2 separate regions of the Homo sapiens genome follow, and region 1 is linked to region 2. A link is an interaction called in ENCODE POLR2A ChIA-PET data of the cell type or tissue named here. Cell type or tissue: OCI-LY7. All regions are shown on one strand. Each heading gives the region's core, and the rest is flanking DNA. Links, peaks and the distances in the headings are about the cores only. Region 1 overlaps LOC101929201 (a long non-coding RNA gene). Region 2 overlaps HOMER1 (homer scaffold protein 1).

Evidence for each region. ChIA-PET counts read pairs that join two places held together with the same protein. Peaks named below come from ENCODE experiments on the same cell type or tissue, not always from the same donor. Only the 100,000 strongest peaks of a DNase experiment are listed, where the experiment ranks them.
Region 1: POLR2A ChIA-PET joins it to region 2 with 5 read pairs; 3 of 35 experiments call an interaction of 5 or more read pairs at or near these places.

Annotation. Positions count from the first base shown.
Region 1 is chr5:79,360,651-79,365,049 of GRCh38, forward strand. It overlaps LOC101929201 (a long non-coding RNA gene), which reads right to left. Exons shown (of 5, transcript XR_007058838.1): 2 at 2,877-2,951; 3 at 1,301-1,653. Among named protein-coding and RNA genes, the nearest start is that of JMY, 130 kb to the left of the region's middle. In OCI-LY7, for the core only: no CTCF peak of the experiment used is centred there; no DNase peak of the experiment used is centred there.
Region 2 is chr5:79,455,260-79,459,658 of GRCh38, forward strand. It overlaps HOMER1 (homer scaffold protein 1), which reads right to left. Exons shown (of 9, transcript NM_004272.5): 2 at 1,603-1,759. Among named protein-coding and RNA genes, the nearest start is that of HOMER1, 57 kb to the right of the region's middle. In OCI-LY7, for the core only: no CTCF peak of the experiment used is centred there; a DNase peak (open chromatin) is centred at 2,112.

The sequences.
Region 1 (4,399 bases), core at 280-4,279, 95 kb before region 2:
GTCTTGCTCTGTCGCCCAGGCTGGAGTGTAGTTGTGCATTACAGCTCACTGCAGCCTTGACCTCCCAGGTTCAAGTGATCCTCTGGCCTCGGCCACTTGAGTAGCTGGGATCACAGGTGCATGCCTGGCTAATTTTTAGGTTTCTTTTTTGTAGAAATAAGGTTTCACTATGTTGCCCAGGTTTGTCTTGAACTCCTGGCCTCAAGTGATCCTCCTGCCTTGGCCTCCCAAAATGCTGGGATTACAGGTGTGAGTCACCACAGCCAGCTGACTTAGACTTTTTTTTCAATTAGCTATTCTGTATCTTTCCAAATGCACCAAAGATTTGAAGTAACTTTTGATGAAAACACAGGTACCATCACACCAGTATAACAGGACCAAATGACTGATCAAGAAATAGGAGCAGGAACAAATAAATAAGGGCTAAGAGGAAGAAAAAACTAGAATTGTAGAAACTATCTGAGGAACATTATAGCAATTAAGCCCAAAATCTTGTCTTGAGCTTCCTAGCAGCCAGAGTGAAGAGGGAATCATGGACTTACGTAGTCCTCTTTGCCTAGAAGACACATAGGCCAAAGAGGACACACTTATCTAGTTCTAATCTCTGACAATAATTTGAGACAGAGATCTTTTCTTAAAAGGGGAATTGGGTAATACAGTGAAAAAATCCTAATAGCATGTTGACAAAGCATGCAGAAGTGTTCTCTGTGTATGTGAACTATAATTTACCTTGCAGTAACATTATGACAAGTAAGGCTGCACTGCATTAGCACAAATTAATCCCTGTAGTCAGACTCCTGGCATCCCTGGGCAATGAGAACATTCTCTTAAGTTCTAATGTGAGGCCAATAATTTCCTGATCAATTAGAAAAGCCTAAGGCCAGGCATGGTGGCTCACACCTGTAATCCCAGCACTTTGGGAGGCTGAGGCTGGCAGATCACCTGAAGTCAGGAGTTCAAGACCAGCCTGGCCAACATGGTGAAAACCTGTCTCTACTAAAAAATACAAAAATTAGCCGGGTGTGGTGGTGGGTGCCTGTAATCCCAGCTACTTGGGAGGCTGAGGCAGGGAGAATTGCTTGAATCCTAAGGCAGAGGTTGCAGTGAGGCGAGATTGTGCCACTGTACTCCAGCCTGGGAGACAGCGAGACTCTGTCTCCAAAAAAAAAAAAAAAAAAAAAAAAAAAAGAAAGAAAAGAAAAGAAAAAGAAAAAAGAGCCATGATAAAGAGCTTGTGTGCAACCCTGAACTATCCTTGGGCTGGATGCTATTGATTGTTTGATTATATGGCATCACTTACCAGTTCTTCAGGTCATCTTGGATCTTTCTTTACAGGGTCCTTTCTAAGTCCTTTTCCCTGCATACTCTTTAACTGTCAAGGTTTGCTAGGGCTCCTGTTCTCTTCATCCTCTATTTGATTTCATTTGCTCATGGCCTTACCCACTGCTAGTTTTCTGGTAACCCCCAAACTTATTTCCCCAGCTTATACTCCTCTCCCATGCTTCAGATCCATAAGACTTCTGGAGAAGCATCTCAAATTCAAAATGTCCAAAGCATCTTTCTTCAACCAAATCCAGAAACTTCAAAGTCCTCCAGAGTGGTATCACATCCTGCAATGTCTATTGATGGCGGGGACATCTTCTCAGGTCATAACTAGGGAATGCAAAGAATGTAATTTTGTTTTCTCAATTTTGTTCCAAAATTCATTTTTCTGCCTGGCGGTAGAAACATTTTTTGTCAAGTCAATATAAACTCAGCGAATTTAAGGTTTCTCCTCTGCCACCTGCTCCCTCGGGTTACATCTAAGTGATGACAGTGTTCAAGCACTTCAGGGCTGCGGTGTGGCAGGTTCTGTTTCTTTTTTTTCTTTTTGAGACAGAGTTTCACTCGTCACCCAGGCTGGAGTGCAATGGCGCCATCTCGGCTCACTGCAACCTCCCCCTCCCAGGTTCAAGCGATTCTCCTGCCTCAGCCTCCCAAGTACCTGGGACTACAGGTGCCTGCCACCATGCCCAGCTAATTTTTGTACTTTTAGTAGAGACGGGGTTTCACCATGTTGGCCAGGCTGGTCTCAAACTCCTGACCTCAGGCGATCCACCTGCCTCGGCCTCCCAAAGTGCTGGGATTACAGGCATGAGCCACCGTGCCCGGCCAGGGTTTCTGTTTCTTGATCCACCTGATTTATGCTGGCATTTGCTTAGACAGTGGGCTCCCTCTGGCCCCTTTCTCTGCCAGCATCCACTGAGATGTCCATCTTGTCTTTGGTCCCATATCCACCCAGGTGAACGTGTGTCCTCATATCTAACACAGTAGCTCTTTTGTCATACCTGCTGGAGCAGTGGGACACGGAAACATTTCAGATGCTTTCCGATGCCACACTGGGGCTCCAAGAAATGTGTTGGGCCCCTCTTAGCTTAAAAACACCATGTTGTCATTTCTACTCAGTGGCTGCTGCATCACCCTGGCCCAAGGGAACTCTTCTGTAGGTCACACCTGGAACTTGAGGCATGGGCGTCCTCTGCTCTTCAATCTCCTATCCTGTCTGAAGGTTCACTTTTTTACCCTCCCTGCTCCCATCTAAGGCTGATGTACTAGACAACCGGAGAAAGGAGGTTGTGCTCAGGGCTCTTCCATAGTGATATTTGCCACCCTCTCATTTCCTTCCACTCTCCTTCCTTGCTACGTGGGGGGTGTCATTAAAAAAAAAAAGTCTCATTTGAGGTGGGAAATTCAAAAGTAGAGAACTGACCCTTTCATTACTACAGTAATAACCCAAAACTGAGGGCCAAGTGCATAGAATACATTTGTTGAAAGGAAGAATAAATGCCAGGAAAGCAGCAGAAATCCAAATTTCAAAATATCATCCCATCACGTACCTCTTGAACATCTCTCATATTCAGTTCAGCTGTTTTTGCATCATTTACAGTTTTCTGTGTCTCTTACCTGGATTGCTACAATTAAAAAAAAAAGATCTTCCTGAATATGGTTTTCTATAAGCTTTCTTGTTTTAAGAAACTATTATTAATTTTTATAAAGATGAGGTCTCACAATGTTGCCCAGGGTGGTCTTGAACTCCTGGGTTCAAGCAATCTTCCTACCTCGGCCTCCCAAAGTGCTGGGATTATAGGCATGAGCCATTGCACCTGGCCTCCCATAAGCTTTTTTTTTTTTTTTTGGACAGAGTCTCACTCTGTCACCCAGGCTAGAGAGCAGTGGTGTGATTTCAGCTCATTGCAATCTCTGCCTCCTGGGTTAAAGTGATTCTCATGTCTCAGCCTCCCGAGTAGCTGGAATTACAGGCAAGTGCCACCATGCCTGGCAAATTTTTGTACTTTTAGTAGACAGGGTTTCATCATGTTGGCCAGGCTGGTCTCAAACTCCTGACCTCAAGTGATTCGTCCACCTCGGCCTCCCAAAGTGCCAGGATTATATGCGTGAGCCACCACGCCTGGCCCCATAAGCTTTCTTTAGGCCATTCTTGATACTGTAGCCAGAATGTTTTACTGTCTCTAAAATGTGCATCCAGTCATGCTATGTCTCCTCCTCAAAGGTTTCAGTGGCTTTCCACTGCCTTTGGGAAAAGTCAGAACTGCTGAGGACATGAAACAAAGTCCGTAGTCTGGACTCTATGACTTGCTCTGATTCCCCAAGCTCAGCCAGAGTGTATGTCAGGACTGTGAATTCAAATGTGTGGCTTGCTTTCCTCCATCACTCCAATCTTCAAAGTGAACATCTATTCGTCTTTTACACTTAGTTCCAATGTTACCTTCTCAGTGATATTGGCTAATTCTCTCCTGTGTATATACCTTTCATAACAGCATTGATGTATGATTGCTTCTTGGTTAATATGCATGCTTCCCTCATTAGATTATAAGCTTCTGGAGGATAGGGCTGTGTCTTCCCATCTTTGCATTCCAGTGCCTGGCAGAGTGCCTAGTGACATTGTAGGTATTCACAAGATGTTTGACTGAACAGCAAACTGGCAGAGGATGCTGTCAGAAGAAAAGCCACCAATCAGGAGACAAAAGGCTCTTGACATAAGAGAGAGAAATGTCTGGATATACTGGGGTTCAAACATTTCCCTATTCCTTCTTTCCTTTTTAATCCTACCTTTTTCTTTCCCACTTTGAAGGCTACAAAGCACAGCACTTTGGGTTTTAAACTTGGTGATCACCAAGCATCTCCAGATGGTGACACTGTACAATAGCTGAAAGACCAAGTCACCGAGCAAACGTTAAAATTTACATGTGGTGGCCAGGCGTGCTGGCTCACACCTATAATCCCAGCACTTTGGGAGGCCAAGGCAGGTGGATCACTTGAGGTCAGGAATTCAAGATTAGCCTGGCCAACATGGCAAAACCCCGTTTCTACTAAAAATACAAAAATAAGCTGGGTATGG
Region 2 (4,399 bases), core at 255-4,254:
TGCTCAAGATCAGATGGTGATATGGTTTGGCTCTGTGTCCCCATCCAAATCTCACCTTGAATTGTAATCCCCATGTGTCAAGGGTGGAACCCGGTGGAGGTAATTGAATCATGGGGGGCAGTTTCCCCAATGCTGTTCTTGTGATAGTGACTCTCACGAGATCTGATGGTTTTATACGCATCTGGCATTTCCCCTGCTTGCTCTCACTCTCTCTCCTGCCGCCCTGTGAAGACGTACCTTCTGCCACGATTGTAAGTTTCCTGAGGCTTCCCCAGCCATGTGGAACTGTGAGTCAAGTAAACCTCTTTCCTTTATAAATTACCCAGTCTCAGGTATTTCTTCATAGAAGTATGAGAATGGACTAATATAGATGGCAAGCAGGTAGTAGAAACAAAAATTCAAACCAGTCAGTCTGGCTCTACAGTGTGTGCACTTAACCCCTTCTTCATTTAATTGCTAAAATTCCTGAAAGTGGAAAGGCTTCATGGCTTTAAGAAACTGAAGACCTCATCTTTCTACACACTTCAAACCTAGAATCTTAGAGTCTGATTTTTCTTTGGAATTTCTTTCTCTAAGTGAGTTCCATGAAGTTCATTGATGATTAAAGGATCCCCCGTCCCAGCGCGGTAGCTCATGCCTGTAATCCCAGCACTTTGGGAGGCTGAGGCAGACAGATCGAGAGGTCAGGAGTTCAAGACCAGCCTGGCCAACATGGTGAAACCCTGTCTCTACTAAAAATACAAAAATTATCCAGGCATGGAGGCGCACGCCTGTAATACCAGCTACTGGGGAGGCTGAGGCAAGAAAATCACTTGAACCCAGGAGGCAGAGGTTGCAGTGAGCTGAGCTGTACTCCAGGCTGGGTGACAGAGCAAGACTCCGTCTCAAAAAAAAAAAAAAAAAAGGGATCCCCAACCAACTCTTCTGAAGGGCACACTGTCCTCTAAGCACTGATTTCAGTGCTTTGCAGATATTAACTCATTTAATCCTTACAACCACCAGTACTGAGTTGAGAACAATGAGGCTCAGAGAAGTAATCTGCCCAAAGAGAAAACACTCAGTAGATGGTGGAGTTGAGATCTGAACCCAGGCAGTCCTTGCTCCTGTTACACTAATTGCCTCTCCTAAAAATAAAATAGGTTTTGTCCTTATACTTCTCTTGAGAGAAGAAATGTCAGCTTTAGTATTGACACTGACAAACTTCATAGGATATAGGGACTTTAAACTGCTACTAGTCTGTAGCAGTATATTTGAAAAGAATTAGAGCTCCTAGAATTCTAGACCATATCTATTCTGTCCACCACTATATTCCTAGTACCTGGCATAATGCCTGACACATAACAGATATGCAATGAACATTAAATAAATGGAATGACCTCAAATTTGTAGAATATTTTGGCATGTAACAATGTAATAAAGTGGTTAGTCATTTAGTGGACAAAACATGTTGCTACCTTAATAATCCATTTTGTTTCTTAAAAGTTTTAAGAACTCAAAAGGAAACATTTTATATTAATGAAGATAAAATGTTCTGAATAGAACTAAAATGTCATACTGAAAAAAGCAAAACCAGCCAAATCATTCAAAGTAAACGTAGCTTACCTTTGAGCCATCTAAACTGATTATCCTATACACATTTCTTGTGCTGTCATAGAAATAAGACACAGTAACTGCATGCTTGCTGGTGGGTACCCAGTTCTTCTTTGTGTTTGGGTCAATTTGGAAGACATGAGCTCGAGTGCTGAAGATAGGTTGTTCCCTGCAGGGCAGAAAAGAAAATGATGGACTGAAAGCAGCCAGTTTTATTTCACTAGACAAGAGAACATGAAAACTGCAAGGATGATTCTGCTTAATCAACAATTTCCACATACCTGAAAGTAAGAGAAACTTTCAAATTTGCATATTCTAAGTATTCAGTCATAAGGTTTCTAAAAACAATTATAGTCAATCCTCATTATTTGAAGAGTCTGTACATGTGAATTCACCTACTCACTAAAATTTATCTGTAACCGCCAAATCAATAGTGTGGCACATTCTTAGTCTTTCACAGACACACACAGGGCAGTGCAAAACCATGCATCACCTGACATGGCACATTTCCATCTGAAACTGAACAAAGTGACAATGCCTTCTTGTTTCAGTTCTCATACTACATTTACAAGTGTCCTTTTTATGGTCTATTTAGCACCATGTTTTACACATTTCACACTTTGTTGGTGCTTTTACTGTGTAAAATGGCCCATAAGCATCATGCTGAAGTGTTCCCAGATGCTAGCTGTTCCTAGGTGCAAGAAGGCTGTGATGTGGAGAAAATATGTGTTAGATAAGTTTCACTGAGGCATGAGTTACAGTGCTGTTGGCCATCAGTTCAATGTTAATGCATTAACAATATATATTAAGCAAGGTGTCTTTAAGTAGAAACACACATAAAACATAGTTATGTATTGATTAGTTGATGAAAATGTCGTGAGCAGAGGATGGTAGGAACATGACACAGTATTTTTCCCTAAGAGCAATGGTTCAGTACAGTATTTGCTAACTTAGTGTTGCTGGCACCTTCATGGAAGATGTGAATAATGAGAATAAACTATGCTCTGCTAAAATACAAGTATCTTATATTTGACTCTTACAAAGTTAATATTTTTACCCACTTAAAACCACATTTAAAACCCATTTAAACACATTTTACCCATTTAAAACCCAGAATAATCTGGGAATAGGTAAAGAACTTACTGGGAAAACATACATTCACTATAATCGCTACTATACTTAAAAGTCTATGGAAAACAAAGTTGCTGAAACCACAAATATCTCTTACTTAGATCAAGCAGGGCCTTAAAGATATAGATTTTTAAAATTACAAAGAACCAAAACTAATAAAAAATACTTGTTTAAAATATCATTACAGAATTCTTTACAGTATGAACAACAGGCATAAGATGATCTATATATAATAGAAGCATCGTAATTCAAAAATTTCCAAGTTCTGAGTAAAAATTATCTTGGAAGCAGCATTTATCAAGCTTGTTTTTTTAAGAGCCCAAATAAAACTCATTTATTTCATTTCACTGCACATCTTTCTTTTCTAAAGCAGTTCAATGTCATAAAGAAAATTTTAATTGGTAATATTTAATATTAAGTAAATTAATTTTAAAATTATGAAGAATTTTAAAATTTCTAAAATTTTAAATTTGAAGAAAGGAAGAGTAAATATGGAGAGGAGAAAAATTAGAAAAACGGCAAGGCAAATCTGAGTCCACGGCAAAATGGCTCTTAAGGTTAATAAAAGGTTGGGTGACTCCTATATCCATTTCAACCCTTAGAGAGTTGGTGTGAAAGTGAGGTACCTTCCCTGTAGGTAACCTGGCACTTTCCTAGTTTTATTTCTGGAAACCTCCTATACAACTTTTCTTATTAAAGAATCTCTCTTAAAAGAAAGTGATATATTTTGTGCCACTCCCTAAAAAATGAAGTGGAGCCATTACTTCTTGTTTAACTGCCACTATATATGGATTCATTTAATAATTATTAACAATCTGGCAAAACACTGTACCAGGATGATGAACTCTGAATTGGGAATACGTCTTATTCATTCCCTCTTTCCCCATCCTCAACCATTGACTTTCAGTGAGGCTGGTGCTATAAGCTTGGGTTATCTTCCAAAACCCCTGCAACCCCTATTTTTCTTTTTTCACCTTCTAATTAAAGTCTGAGGTAAAAGTATTGTTGGTCAGGCTGGGAGTGGCTAGTTACAAGTCACAGGGACATCTAATCATACACAACTCTATTAAGGCACATAAGGAAGGGAGGTAAGACACTATTCTTTACTAACTCGATTACTTGATTTTTTTGTTGTTTTCATTTGGTAGGGGTTAAGTTTCCTAAATTCACCTAAATAACACAAGTTGGTGATTATAAGAATGTGTTCTAATAAACATCTTTTCTAAAATAGTAAATTAGTTATTAAGATAATAACGTTGCTTTTGCAAGCTTTCTACAACCAATCAACAAATCCTTACTCAATGGAAATGCAATGTTTTCAGTACGGTAAAGACTTTCTACATCATATTGAGTCATACATTTAATTAATCCACACAATTTAATTCCTTTCAGAATAAAAATCTTTAAGCTAGCTATTGTATAAGCAAATGCCATTTGAATATCAACTAAATACATAGCTTTCTTTAATTCTCTTCTGAACAGCTGGTTTTTTTAAAGAAAATTATAGTTTAAGATTTCTGTGGTCAAAAGCCTGTACTTCAAAGTCTATATGATAAAGACTAGGGAAATAATTTTCACTACAGATCCAGGGAACAGAATTCCTAGAAGTAATGAGGATGTTACTGCATCTGACAGGGCATACTAATAAATGATTCAAACTTTTATTGAATATCTATTA